Regions from separate parts of the Mus musculus genome. Here region 1 is linked to region 2. The links are chromatin loops, found by intact Hi-C in ENCODE. Cell type or tissue: gastrocnemius. All regions are shown on one strand. Links, peaks and the distances in the headings refer to the core of each region. The heading gives the core; the rest is flanking DNA. Region 1 holds the start of Zfand6 (zinc finger, AN1-type domain 6). Region 2 holds the start of Mesd (mesoderm development LRP chaperone).

Evidence for each region. Peaks named below come from ENCODE experiments on the same cell type or tissue, not always from the same donor. Only the 100,000 strongest peaks of a DNase experiment are listed, where the experiment ranks them.
Region 1: it touches region 2 in a loop (7-fold over the local background); 4 of 42 quality-filtered maps call a loop at or near these places.

What each region holds. Positions count from the first base shown.
Region 1 is chr7:84,688,539-84,691,443 of GRCm38, reverse strand. Zfand6 (zinc finger, AN1-type domain 6) reads left to right here and starts at 1,487. Exons shown (of 7, transcript NM_001360578.1): 1 at 1,487-1,698. It overlaps 2610206C17Rik (RIKEN cDNA 2610206C17 gene), which reads right to left and starts at 1,804. Exons shown (of 5, transcript NR_038175.1): 1 at 1,630-1,804. In gastrocnemius, for the core only: no CTCF peak of the experiment used is centred there; a DNase peak (open chromatin) is centred at 1,453; H3K4me3 peaks cover 1,834 bases; H3K27ac peaks cover 1,893 bases.
Region 2 is chr7:83,891,152-83,894,056 of GRCm38, reverse strand. Mesd (mesoderm development LRP chaperone) reads right to left here and starts at 1,791. Exons shown (of 3, transcript NM_023403.4): 1 at 1,582-1,791. The coding sequence starts at 1,767. In gastrocnemius, for the core only: a CTCF peak has its summit at 1,755; a DNase peak (open chromatin) is centred at 2,102; H3K4me3 peaks cover 2,321 bases; H3K27ac peaks cover 1,805 bases.

The DNA.
Region 1 (2,905 bases), core at 122-2,621, 800 kb before region 2:
AACCTGCCTCTGCCTCCCTAGTATTGAGTTTAAAGGTGTGAGTCTCCACACCTGGCTTTAAAGATTTATTTTCAAGTGTATGAGTGTTTTGACAGTTGTGAGCCACCACGCAGATGCTGGGAACCCAACCTAAGACCACTACAAGAGCAGTAAGTGCTCTTAACTGCTGAATCATTACTCCAACCTTAAATATAAATTTTGAATGGGTTGAATGTGCCTCAAAAACACCCTTAGGCCCTGGGTAGGGACCTTCTGTTCTGCTCTGGTTTCGAACAGCAGGCTTAGCTTTATTTTATTTGGCCCTGGGTTTCACTACTTAGCTCTGGTCACCCTGGAACTTGCTATATCCACCAGGCTGACCTAGTACTCACAGAGGTATATTTTTCTTTGCCTCTCCATGCTGAAAGTATAAAGGCCTGGGCCACGGTGGCTGGCCAGGCTTAGCTTTGGTGATTTATTTTAGAATATCCTGCCCCAGAAACTTGTCTGTCACCTCACAAGAGCATTGTGTGTTTCTCCCAAGCCCTCTTCAGGAACACTTCCTTTCGTTTTCCATGAAGTCATAAGAATTTTTCAAATGCCACCTTTTCTTCAAAGAATTCTACCTGACCTCCACCATGTCCTCTATTCTGTCTCCTCCTTATTCTACAGGATTACAGAAAGCAGCCCAAACCACACATGGTTAGCCGTATCTCAACCTTGTGACCATGAGCCCCTATTACTGTAAAAATAGGGCAGAAATTTCAGGGAAATAGGTAAAGAGAGCACAGTGACAAAGATAAACATTGTAAAACACCAAAAGGCACAACCCCAAGACTAACAAAATAACATAATTTCAAATAAAGACAGGACTCTAGGCAATCCTGTTTGGGCTGGGGAAATCTCAGGAGAGCTGTCCCCCACTTCTCCCGCACAACCTGTGCAGGGCTGCTGGACTAGAATCTACCGCTTCCGCGAGAAGGTCCAGGGGGCTTCCCGAGTCCAGGCGTGTAGGTGTGTATTACACAAGCGAGCACACACGCCTCAGGTCTCGCTCTCTGTAAATCGTGGTTCAGGACAGGGCAGAGTTCAGACCTGGCACTTTGGGCTGGCCCTCCTGGTCTTCTAGGGGCCTGGGCAACAGAATCTCAATCTATGTCGTCTCTCAAACTACGCAGGTGGAACACCAGCTCTAGACAAGGGTAGTCTATCCCTGGGAGGATGCAGAGCCCGGAGCTACGTCATCAGACACCCCATCCCCTCGCCGTCCCCCAAGTCTGCACCAGAGCCCTCTTGCTCCTGAGGCAACATCAAAAAGCTAACCTAGCCCGCTGACCTGGCCGAGGCAGGGGCGTGGCCGAGAGAAAAGCAGCGCCTCTGTGCCACGCCCCTCAAATGCCTTGACCAATAATAGCACTCTCCGAGATCCGGCCCCGCCCCCACGCCGCCTCCGGCCCGCGGCCCCGCCCGGGCCGGTCATAATTAGGCAGCGGGCTGGGACTGCCGCGTCAGCGCGCGTTGAGAGCCAATCGCGGGCGCTCCCTTGAGGCCGCGTCACAGGCCGAGCAGCCAAACAGAAAAGTTTAATAAACAGCGGACGGAGGGCCGGCGGCGGCGGGCCGGGAGCGAGTGGGGGTTTGGCGGCCTCACCTGTCCTCACTCTCAGCGGCGGCGAGAGGCGGCGGCGGCAGCGCGTCCGGCGGAGAGGGCCGCCGCCAGGTGAGGAGTGCGGGCAGCGGTGGGCGCAGCCTCCGGGCGGCCTGGGAGCCGGAAGCGGCGGGCGGCGCAGCAGGTGGCCTCGCAGTGGCGAGCGGAGGGCGCGGTCCCGGTGGGGCGCGGTCCCGGGCTCCCCGGGCGCGCGCTGAGCTCGGGGTCGGGGTGGGCGCGCCTGGGGCCAGTCCGGAGCAGCTGCCGCACGCCGGGCAGCGTCCTCACGTCCCTTTGGTAGGCTGAGGCTAGAGAAGGCTCAGAGGGAGTCTCCGGGATTCCAAGCTCTCTGCTCCTCTGAGAGCGTTTTCAAGTTTCTCACTGTTGGATGCGTAAACAAGCTACACGGAGTGTGGCGTCTGAAGTCAATCTAACTCTATCAGAACTCAGTGATTTGCCATCATCATCCAGAATTGTCAGGCGTTTGTGGGAACTGGGGCCTTGGGGTCACCTCCAAGCCGTGCATGCTAACTAGCTTGGTAGTCAGCACCTAGTGGTTCCGAAAACCGAAATTAAACGTCACTTTCAAACTATATTCGAAATTTATCCTTTTCCTAATTAAAATGCCACGTAGGCTTTTGAGATTATTTATGAAGTATTTTATGGCAATTGCTGTTTTATGTATTATTTCCAGGCCTGCGGGGACAATTTTTTGGTAAACCATGAACATTTAAATGGAGAAAAGACATTGTCTTAATTTTTCCTTTTTCCTTTTTTTTTTTTTTTTTTTAACATTTAAAAAACACGTAAGCCGGGCGTGGTGGCGCACGCCTTTAATCCCAGCACTTGGGAGGCAGAGGCAGGCGGATTCCAGCCTGTTCTACACAGTGAGTTCCAGGACAGCCAGGGCTACACAGAGAAACCCTGTCTCGGGGTGGGGGTGGGGTGGGGCGGGGAGACAAACATGTAAGAGGGGTAATAGGCACAGATAGGAAAATTTCAGGCTTGATTGCTGTTTTGACTGCAGCCATACTTTCCTGTGTTAATGTCAAAACTCACAATATGAGTTATATCACAAAGTTTTTAAAGTAATGGTCAGTCCTGGGAGAATACACAACACAATGTACTATAAAGAGAGAAAACATAAACTTTCAGACTCCTCACTCCAGAGCCAGAACTAGAACATTACTCAAACTTGTATGTGTTCACGAGTTTCTTATCTGGCCTAACCCAGTTTACTGTTTCTTACTGAGGTAAATAAACATTCTAGACTCGGTGG
Region 2 (2,905 bases), core at 272-2,771:
AGAAGGAAAGAAATGACCAACTACATCCAACTTGTTCTTGGACCTTCATATGCATGCTGAGGTACATATATAGGCACAGAGATCTCTACTAGACCACATTCACAAGTGTGTTTGTATTAAATGCAGGGAATGTTATTCTGTTGGTCTCTGCTGTTCAGCTCAGTACACATCTCTCTAATAGACTAGAATACTCTCCTGTCCTGTCTAAAATCAAACCTGCTCCCTGTTGCCCTCTGACATTCCCACACAACACTTCCTCTTTATAAGATCCAACCATTTCTGTTTCTGTTTACGAGGGTTATTTCCTACCCCCTTGTTCTGACAGATGTCTTGCTCATCTCTGTGACCTCCTCTTCCTCGGGGTCTGAGCACTGTCCATGGCTAGGCCTCTCACAAGGCAAGGTTCACTTTAGCAGGTTAAAAGGCATTATTTACTAGAGTCCAAAAAGGACAGTTGGAAATTGAAAGGAGTCATACCCACTCAAATCTACTCCAAATTTTCTTTCCAGAATCTCACAGTGGAGCCCAAACCAGTTTGAAATTTACTATGTAGCCCAGGTTTAACTAAGGCTAGCCTCCTCCACTAGTCTCTTAAGTGCTGGAATTACAACCTTGCACTACCATGGCCCCACTACTCCAATTCTTCTGTTGGGTACAGAGAACAACAACAGGAGTCCCCCCTTTTTAAGTCAAATCCAACAGGTGGATATTTTAAATGTATGCCCAAAAGTCTTACCTCCTTCCAACAATATAGTTAGCCACAAGTTAAAAAAAAAATCAGCATTGGAAACAAACTCTGAAAAGTTCTCTGGCAGAGAACCTTACACAGTGAATATAGCTATGTGTGTGATTCCTTTCCATCAGCTGTGCCAATCAAATACGACAGTACAATCAAGGGCTGCAGTGTACTTTTGATCAGGAATCCCTCCTTAGAACCTTTTGCATACCCCAAATGCAATCAAGTAACAGACCAGAATTCGGCCTCTCACAAAACAAGTCCACTACTCCCATCAATGAAAAACCTGAGTTGCATATGAGATATGCCTTAGTTCCCTTTACCAGTAAAATAAACCCACCCAAGAAATTACAAAAGCCCCAGCAGGAATATACACCAAAAGAAGTCGGAAACCCTCTATATTTGGAAAGATCTCTATCAAAGCTAAAAAAAAGTTGAGAGACCACCTTTAGAACCCATTCACTCCAGAACAGGAGGAGGAAGGAGGGAATGCTCTTCAGGAGCGCTCGCTCCCTGTTCGCGGCTCACAAACCACCAAGATCAATGTAGAGACCCCTGCGACATAGCAAGGAAAGTAGGGCTTGACTGGTGAGAGTCCAAGTGCTGACTGGAGTGGCTGAGGAGCCATGATAGCGAAAGACACTGGGCGAGAGGCCTGAGCCGTGGTGGAATGAAGAGAGACGCGGGAGTCAACGGGTACTGGGAGACATTTCAAGAAAGACCCTCAGAGGGCAGCGAGCGGGATCAGGGGACAAAAGTCAGAAGGTCAAATGTCCGAGAGGGTAAGGGTTAGGAGAAAAGGGATCTGTATGGGAGATGCTCAGAAGTGTGCAGGCGACACAGACCTCCCACTGCTCCAGAAGTCGCGCCATGTCGGCATCGTTGTAATCGCGGATGTCCTTCTTTTTCCGTGGAGGTGGGGTGGCCTCGCCCGGAGTGTCCGCCGCGTAGGCATTAGGAGGAGGGAGCAACAGAAGGTCCGAGGCACACAGAAACAGTAGAACCGCGCGCAGCCACCTGGAGGCAGCCATGTTAGCAGCCTAGCGTAACGGACTGCCCAGCGTAAGGCACAATGAGCCTGCGCAGACAGCGTGCGGAGTCCGGACGCCGGGGCCTCGCCCCCACCCCGCCCCCGGCCTTCCAATCCAGTCCCTAAGCGTGTTCTGCGCAGAACTAAACCCAGTACTTGACCCCGTCCCACCCTCGCGGACTCAAGTCCCAATGGCTCCGCCTCCGAGGAGTCCGTAGCCTACCGCACCCCGCCTCGTTCTGGTTCCTCCTGTCCGGACCTCATCCGGTAGCTCCGACCCCCTTGGCTCCGCCCACAACTGCATTCCCTTGGGGCTCCCAACCTCAGGCTCCTCCCCGTCATCGAGCCTTTCACCACTTGACTCCACCCCTCAGCCACGGTCTCCTGACTCCGCCCCTAGGGTACCGCCTCCTCACCAGACTCCGCCCCATAGCTCTGGGAGCTCACCTGGCTGGGGACCAAGGGTTCTTCCTCCTGGTTCCTCCCCTTGCCAGGCTCCGCCCCGCGAGCTCCGCCCCTTGGCCTGGCCAAACAATCTACTCTAGCTGGGTCCTGCCCAACTGTGCTTTCTCCACTATTTGGGGGTTTTGTTAGAAGTCAGCCCTTTTGTCTCTCATTCTCTAGCCAGGGTCTGAAAGTTCCCTCAGGGTTTCAGTGACAGAGTCCTCGAAGCCTATGAAATGAATGAGTTGGAAGATATGCAAACTACCTTGACCCTGAGGCCCTTTTCAGGGTGTTGACATTCAACTACGCTCCCTAGTAATTTCTAGCAAGAACAAACCGCCTGCTGAAAAGCTAAGGACAGCTAGGGCAACTTTTCTCGAAGACTGTAATTATAGGGTCTATTGTTATTCTGCTCCACGGATGATTTTCGACCCACCATTCTTTCAATATCACTGTCAATTAAACTGGAAAAAAAAACCCATTTAATTGATAACCATTTTTATTGTTTAAAATAGTTCCTGTCTCTTCTGATTTTCATCTACCACTGTGGCTTTAACCTATAGGACAAAACCACCCTAATTTTATTTTCTATTTTACAAGATTTTGACCACTAAGATCTTCAAAATTAAAATACTTGGGGTCAGAGATACTTTAAAGTTTCCTAAGCTTTAAGTGGCAGATCTGATTTCTTTAAA